Regions from separate parts of the Mus musculus genome. Here region 1 is linked to region 2. The links are chromatin loops, found by intact Hi-C in ENCODE. Cell type or tissue: left cerebral cortex. All regions are shown on one strand.

Region 1 (4,000 bases), 190 kb before region 2:
CAGGAAGGGCTATGCGCACATGGCTCTAGGTAAGAGGCCTTGCTGCACAGCATGAAGATGTGAGCTCGAATCCCAGCACCCACACAGAAAGCCAGGTGTGGCTACAAGCTCCTATGATCCCAGTGTACAGGAGGCAGGGACAACAGGACCTCTGAGGCTTGCTGGCCACCAGGCCAGCTATAGTCAAAGCCGCCGCTTCAGGACAATAAGGTGGAGAGGGACAGAGGCCTCCATCACCTTCACCTGGTAGCCTGTGTCCACACCCAGCACATCCCCTCCACTATTGTGGCACACACCTCCAATACCAGCACTCGGGAAGCCGAGGCAGGAGAGTAGTTGAGAACTTGAAGAAAGAGTGCATTACAGAGTGAGGGCTGTAGTTTGCAGGGCATTTTCAGCATTGCAGAAACTGCCCTCAGGCACCATCAGCCGTGGTCTCAAACAACAAGAGCAAAACAAAAACAAACAAACACACACACACACACACACACACATCCCCTGAAACACTAGGGGTTGGGTTGGATGTGATGATAAATAGCTGTAATCCCAGGATTCAGGGTGGAAGAAGGGGTGAGGCTGAGGCAGGGGGATTGCTGACAGTTCCAGGTCAGCCTTGAGTTACATAGTGAGACCTTGTTTCAACAGATCAGCAGAACAAAAGCAGAGGCACAGAGTTGCTAACACTGAGAGTGTGATGGGGCAGCTCGATCTGGGCAGTGGAGGGTCACGACATCAGAAAGCATGTAAGGAGCTGGAGGGGTGTGGACGAGGTGAGCAGCTTTGTGATGGAGCCCTTTTCTGACACGTGTAAAGGCACTGGGTTCATCACCAGCATTTCAGGAGAAACAAAGGGCAGCATCTGAAGGTAACTGCCTATCTATTGTTAATTTCCCCTCCTTTGGCTCTCTGAAAAAATAAGTTAGTATGTGTCCTATGCCTGTGTCCCTGACCTTTCAGTTTGCCTGGCATGCCCATGTGTCCTGCCCCACACTTTACTCTGAAGGCTGGTGTGCTCATGGCTACAGAAAACAGTGGTGGACGTCTCTCAAGAATGAATCTGGGCTGGGTGGGAAGCACATTCAAGACCCCGGGCTCCATTTCTAATATGAGGTAGGGGGAGAAGGAGATGGAGGAGGAGATGGGTAGGGGATGGAGGAGATGGAGGAGAAGATGGGGAGGGGATGGAGGAGATGGAGGAGGAGATGGGTAGGGGATGGAGGAGATGGAGGAGGAGATGGGTAGGGGATGGAGGAGATGGAGGAGAAGATGGGGAGGGGATGGAGGAGATGGAGGAGGAGGAAATGGAGGAGATGGAGGAGAAGATGGGGAGGAGATGGAGGAGATGGAGGAGGAAATGGAGGAGATGGGGGAGAAGATGGAGAGGGGATGGAGGAGATGGAGGAGGAGGAGGAAATGGAGGAGATGGGGGAGAAGATGGAGAGGGGATGGAGGAGATGGAGAAGGAGGAGGAAATGGAGGAGATGGGGGAGGAAATGGAGGAGATGGGGGAGGAGGAAATGGAGGAGATGGGGGAGGAGGAAATGGAGGAGATGGAGGAGGAGGAGGGTTGAATGGAGCTTTGGGGAGCATCCTAAGATTTCTCTCTACTTTGAATTTTTCAGTTATTTTTCCTTAGGCACAGAAGCTCTCCAGAGCGAGAGCCAGTTGACTGGTGGGGTGTGTTCTCTCCTCATCTGTGTCATGGTTCTTTGGTGGCACTTTTCAAAGAGTGCCGGGATGGCAGGGCGGGCACAGTCACCTGTGGGGAGGCTGGCATGGGCTGGGCTGCAGGACGCAGAGCCACTGACGCTGGCGAATCTGCTCCTCCCTCGGAGTTCTGCATGCTGGGATCTAGAGCAGAGAGAGTGGTGGTGAGGTGTCGGGGGGTCACACACCTGCAGCCCATGGCCCTGAAGCTGAGCAGCCATGATCACTGATGGCGGCAGGGGGCAGCTCCAAGAAGAAAGCGACCACTGCACCAACAGTGACCACCCAGGTTCAAATCCACAGAACCCATGTAAAAAGCAGGCTTGGTGTTTGTGCCTATAGCCCCAGAAGCGGAGAGGGGCAGGAGGACCCCGGTCTCAGATTCAGTCAATAAGCTCCTGTCTCAACAGTCACTGGAGACAGCCTATGACATAGAGTGCCCACAGGAAGAGGGGATGAATCCCTGTTTGGTGACACTGGGTTCTGCACCCGCCTGTGCTGCCCCATTGGTGATCACTAGATGGAGCCAGAACCACGCAGTACAGTGATGCGCGTCAGTGTAGCGGTTTCCAGAGGGAAGGCACTTGGAGTGGCTCAGGACACAAGCGGAGGGAGGCAGGAGCGTAAGGAGTTCAAGATGAGGAGTCTAAAGCCAGCCTGGGCTACAAACATAAAACAAAAAGTATTCTGTAAGAAAAATCTTTTGTGTATACACACACTGGAATGAGTAACTAAGCTGATGAATGAATAAATCAAATTCAGTGTTTTAATCCGACAGAGGGGAGGACGGCTCAGTCAGCAAAGAGTCCTTCAAAGGCTCAAGGACCTCTCAGTTCTGAGCCCAGAACCCAGTAAGAATCTTGGAGTCTCAGTGACTGTGAGATGGGAGGTGGAGATGGGGCAGGGGGAGTGTTCCTGGAGTTCATGGGCCAGCCTGGGCCACAAGGTGAGTTTCAGGGCAGCCTGGACTACTGAGTGAGGGAGGCTCTGTATGAAACAAAACTTGTCACCAAAGACTCACAAGAATGTCTGAAATGAACAAATCTAGTAACACCCAGTTGCTTCCATTCCATTCCGTGTCTGAACAATGGACACCTCATTCATACAAAGAGACAGACAGACAGACAGACAGACAGACAGACAGACAGAAACACACACATACACACATACACACACACACACACACACTAGGTGTGGTTGATCATGTCTTTGGTCCCAGTACTAAGATGGGCTGGGGTGGCCCAGGTCTCAGGTGGGAGAGATGATAACAGCCAGTGATGGCTGGTGGGTTTGTTGTTGGTACTGCTGCATGGTGCATGAGGTTTCCATGAGGGAAGTTCAGTGGGCCCACAGGTACTAGCCCTGAGGGACACGTGGAACATGTCCCCTGCCCAGGCTGGGTCTCTCTGTCCCTGTACTCAGCATGGGAGTCCTCTGTGGCTACTGAGTCCTCACAGTATGCACCACCCTCCTCACTCAGGAGCTGCCCAGGTTGTGGGATCAACTGTCAAGGAGCCCAGAGCTGAAGTTCAAGTGTGCCCTCCTCTCCTCATTCCACCTGAACCTCGGGATGACACTAGTGGCTGGCAAGCCAGAGAGAAGCTGGGATGTATCTGAGTCAAGTGAAAAAGTTAAAGGTTGTCATTCAATAAGGGAAGGCCACAGATGTCAAACTGAGGTTGATAAGCTACAGTTAGGTGTGTCGAATGTGTGTGTACGTATATGTGCATGCATTTGCTGCATGGGTGAATGTGTGTGTGTGTGCTTGTGCATTCTGGTGTGTACTGGCTGGAAGGACTGCAATAGCAATGGTGTGGCTGAGCTTGCTGGGCACGGGAGTCTTGCTCACTGGCCCTCTGCTTCTCTGCTTGGTTCTTTGCCTCTCCTGAGTTCTCTCCTGGGGGGACCTGGCTTTCTCTACCTGTCCTCACCTGATTTCCTCCCCTATGGGGGTCTCAGGAACCTGAGAGCACTCTGTCATCCTGCCTCTCTGAGCCTGGCTCATGGTTCCCTGGTGACCCAGCTCTACCACATACTGCCAGTCAATGGTCCAAAAGAAGGCCTCAAGTCTCCCCAAGACCAGCCTCTAATCCAGTCTGTGCATTTGACCTTGAACTTGACAGAGTGCCCAAGTGGAGTTGCTGGATGGCAGATTGCAGTGGCCAGTCTCCTGCTGTCTCCAAGGACTCCAAGAGGCAGGCACAGGCTGCAGTGCGCTGGGGTCTGGCCTGGCGCCAGGTGGATCTGCTGGGGAAGCGCCCTTTGTTTACAGGGGGAAAAAAAAATCTTGGGT
Region 2 (4,000 bases):
TTACAGTAGTCGGTAAAAATTGAATTGGTGTGGTGTAAGCACTGCAGACCTCTCATCCCGGCACTTGGCCAGCACAGATGGGGGAATCAGGAGTTGAAGGTCGTCCCTTCGAGGCTAGCCCGGGCTGCATGTGATCCTGTCTGGAAAAAAAAAAAAAAGCAAAAACAAAACCCTGTTTTTTACTACGGAGGAGATTGAATCACAGAGAGGTTCCCCAGCCCCATGGGAAAGATTGTCAGAGTAAGTGTATCTTATGAAACTTGGGAGCTGGAAGAAAACATCATGGGCTGGAAGCTAAAATGCTAGGAGTGTCTAATCTCAGTCCTGGAAGCAGGAAGGCCAGGAATAGCCAGGGCCTGGAAGGTGACATTTTTGTGTTGCTATCAATTCCTGATGCTAATGGCTTCTACACCTTTGGTTTCCTGGAATTGCTGGTGCTCCTAGGTATGAAGCCTGGGCTCTTAGGAAAGTGTTCAGCCAACAGAGCTCCTCCTTTTTTTCTTTGAAGACATTATCTTAGTTTGTAGCCCTTTTACTTTTGCCTCTCTTCATAAGAGCATAGATCCCATGGTAGGGGGTCCCTCACAACTCCATAAATCATCTCACGACTGGTAAGGGCTTCAACCTAGGAATTTGGGGAAAAACAGCCCAGGCCTCTACTCCTACCCACATATACTGCTTTCCCTAGAGTCAGCAATGGAGAGGGACCGCTACATGAGCCCCATGGAGGCCCAAGAGTTTGGCATCTTGGACAAGGTCTTGGTCCACCCACCTCAGGACGGGGAGGATGAGCCAGAACTGGTACAGAAGGAGACTGCCACAGCGCCGACGGATCCTCCTGCCCCGACAAGCACCTAAGGAGTGGAGACCAGACTGAAACTTCCTCTGCTGGGCCCAAGAACAACCCCTAGAGGAGATGTGGATTGAGGTTGCCCTCAGAGCAGGGCAGACTGCCTGAGACACTGTGATTTAAATTAAATCTTTGTAGTCTTTGTCCCATGTCTGAAGCACCTTCCATTACTTCTCCAAGACAGCAGGCCTCCTTCACCTTGACAAACCACTTCAGTAAGCAAACCCTGGCTCTCCTGGAACTAAACCAATCTAGCCTCAGACTCAGGTACCCACCTGCCTCACCTCCTGAGTGCTAGGATTAAAGGTGTACACCACCACACCTGACTTCAACAGACTTAAGCCATATACTACCCCAAAGTCAGTGGGTAGAAATATGATTTCATACATCTTTGGTTATGTGTGGGTTTGTGCATGGTGAGTGCAGTACCCATGGCCAGAAGAGGATGTTGGGTCCCCTGGGGCTTCCCTGTGGGTGCTGGGACTTAAGAGTACATTCTTACCTGCCGATCCTGGGCTTGGCCCCTTAGAGAGTTAAGAGTTAGGGTGGAGGGTCTACCAGAATCTACCACCAACTTTGGGTTGATCCTCAGACCCATGAGACCTGACACTGGTGACTCACCAGGTGACAAAGTCCTGGCATTTTGTTGCAGGCTCCAAAAGCCAGCTGAAGCCAGAGAGAATGTCAGGACATGTTTATGGAGTTTTACTAGAACTAGAAGCAGAGGATCCCAGTTTATGGGATGGAGGCAGGTGCCACATGACCCTATGGAGGTCAGAGGGTCGCAAATGCAGGAGTTGCTTTTTCTGCTTGCACCATGTTTGGGGGTCCTGAGGTCAAACCAAAGACTCTTAGCAAGTGCTGAGCCATTTTCCTAGGCCCAGTTTATTAGTGTGGAAGGAAGTAGACTCTTTTTAGATTTAACACAAAACATTTGAGGTGGGGGTTGTATTATTTGGTCTTATTTGTTTGGATGTCCTATTTTGTGGGCAACATCTGAAATTCAGGTTAGCCTCAAACTCAAGGGCTGACCTTGGAGTTAGTTATCCTCCTTTCTCCACCAGGGTGTGCTGTTTGACAAGCGCTAAATTTGCGCTAGGCTGATTGAACTTCTAACCTTGGCTTTGCCCCCACGTGACCTCCAGCCTCCGTTCGCCCTAGTTCTGCACCTACTGCTTGAGACCTTGCTCAGGGCCGAGAGGCGGGACAAGCGGTAGACTGACTTAAAGCACAGCTAATAGAGCCAGTAGCTGATGGGCGTGGTGCGGTGTCAGCCAATAGCTTGCGGGGGTGTGGCTCAGCCTGCTGTGGTCAATCCCTGAAGATGGCGGGCAGCAGGAGGCTAGCGATGCGGTTGCTTTCTGGGTGCGCCTGGGTGCGCGGCTCAGACTCTGCCGTGCTGGGCCGCCTGCGTGATGAGGCCGTGGTGCATCCAGGCTTCCTGAGCCAGGAGGAGGAGGACACGCTAACACGCGAACTGGAGCCCCAGCTGCGGCGCCGGCGCTACGAGTACGACCACTGGGACGCGGTGAGTGGGCGGAGCGGCGAGCTAAGGGGACGCCCACTGGGACATAGTGAGGGGGCGGGGTCCTCGGAGGGGTAGAGTGAAGAGCTAGGCTTGCTTGGCCAGGTTGGGGACAGTGTGTTTTGGGCAGTCCCCGATGTAGGTTCGGGTGGGACCAAGTTTCTCTGGTGTGGGACATGGCGGGTGCTGGGCAATTCGATGAGTGACAGTTGGTCAGGAGGTCTTGTGGGAATGGGGCTGATCTTGATGCCAGAGCTGAGTCCAGGGGAAGGCCTGCTGCTGCGGGCTTGTGGATGGTACTTAGAGCAGGGGAAGGGACCAGAGCCGGAGAAGGTGAACTGGCAACGTTGAGCTCAGAGCAGCGCAGTATTACAGTGGGGGCAAATCACTGCTGGGCTTTACTAAGAACAGGGGCTGTAGTGTGGGGCTGGGCCTGGAATCAGAAGGGAGGGTTTTGGTGGGCACCAAGGAATGCGTAGTGAGGACAAAGATGTCACTTCAGACATGAAGTTCTGGAACACTTCAGGGGCATTGGTGACAAGATTAGAAATAAAAAGCAGACTTGGGAGAGGGAGTGCCAGCAGTTGGGAGTTTCACTAGGGACTTGAGTGGGATCAAATAGAGACAGGAGACCGAGATACTGAATATTAGGGTGGCCAGCACCAGGGACCACTGGGAAACGAAACGTGAAGACCAGATGCGTGGTTGAAACCTCACTGATAATGAGCTAAAGTTGGAAAGACTGCCTGCCCTGTACTGCACCCCTCGGTACCTCATTTTCCTGTCCTGGGAGTTCCCAGTTATGACTTGAGCTCTCTATTCAGGCCATCCATGGCTTCAGGGAGACAGAGAAATCCTGCTGGTCTGATGCAAGCCAGGTCATCCTGCAGCGGGTTCGGGCGGCTGCATTTGGTCCTGACCAGAGCCTGCTATCCCCAGTACATGTGTTGGACCTGGAACCTCGGGGCTACATCAAGCCTCATGTTGACAGTGTCAAGGTGGGCAGAAGGCATTCCATCAGAACTCCTAGCTAGGTTGTCGGTGGACAGGGGGGCAGAACTAAGCCTGACACCCCAATATACACAGCATACATACCCCTTTTCCAGTTCTGTGGATCTACCATTGCTGGCCTTTCCCTGTTGTCTCCAAGTGTTATGAAGCTGGTGCATACACAGGAACCTGAGCAGTGGCTGGAACTGTTGCTGGAGCCAGGGTCTCTCTATATCTTAAGGTACGACGTAACCCAAAGTCCTCAGGTGAGGCCGAGGGTTTCTAACAGTCACCACCACCACTCAGAAAAAGTATAGAAATGCTGAAGGGACAGTCTTCCCTCCATCCACCCACTCAGCTTCTCTCTTCTTGCAGGGGTTCAGCCCGATATGACTTCTCCCATGAGATCCTTAGAGATGAAGAATCATTTTTTGGGGAGCACCGGGTTCCCCGGGGCCGACGCATCTCAGTGATTTGCCGCTCCCTCCCTGAGGGGATGGGGCCAGGAAGGCCAGAAGAGCCACCTCCAGCCTGCTGACCTCCCACATATCCTCCATATTTGTGAATAAAGTAGGGAAAATGCTGTCATGGGATCTTCAAATGACCGTCTGCCAGGGCTGGGGCTCTTAAGAGAC

Evidence for each region. Hi-C counts contacts between places; a loop is a spot of excess contacts. Peaks named below come from ENCODE experiments on the same cell type or tissue, not always from the same donor. Only the 100,000 strongest peaks of a DNase experiment are listed, where the experiment ranks them.
Region 1: a loop joins it to region 2, with 2.4 times the contacts of the local background. A loop is called at or near these places in 5 of 42 quality-filtered maps.

The regions. Positions count from the first base shown.
Region 1 is chr17:56,806,475-56,810,474 of GRCm38, forward strand. Rfx2 (regulatory factor X, 2 (influences HLA class II expression)) reads right to left here. Exons shown (of 17, transcript NM_009056.2): 2 at 1,760-1,851. The coding sequence starts at 1,843. Among named protein-coding and RNA genes, the nearest start is that of Gm41604, 15 kb to the left of the region's middle. In left cerebral cortex, a CTCF peak has its summit at 2,229 (motif pointing right); DNase peaks (open chromatin) are centred at 2,234 and 3,943.
Region 2 is chr17:56,995,190-56,999,189 of GRCm38, forward strand. It overlaps Clpp (caseinolytic mitochondrial matrix peptidase proteolytic subunit), which reads left to right. Exons shown (of 6, transcript NM_017393.2): 6 at 689-1,182. The coding sequence ends at 858. Alkbh7 (alkB homolog 7) reads left to right here and starts at 2,150. Exons shown (of 4, transcript NM_025538.3): 1 at 2,150-2,378; 2 at 3,200-3,373; 3 at 3,482-3,606; 4 at 3,741-4,000. The coding sequence starts at 2,175. The coding sequence ends at 3,903. In left cerebral cortex, a CTCF peak has its summit at 1,941; DNase peaks (open chromatin) are centred at 2,103 and 2,654; H3K4me3 peaks cover 1,387 bases; H3K27ac peaks cover 1,279 bases.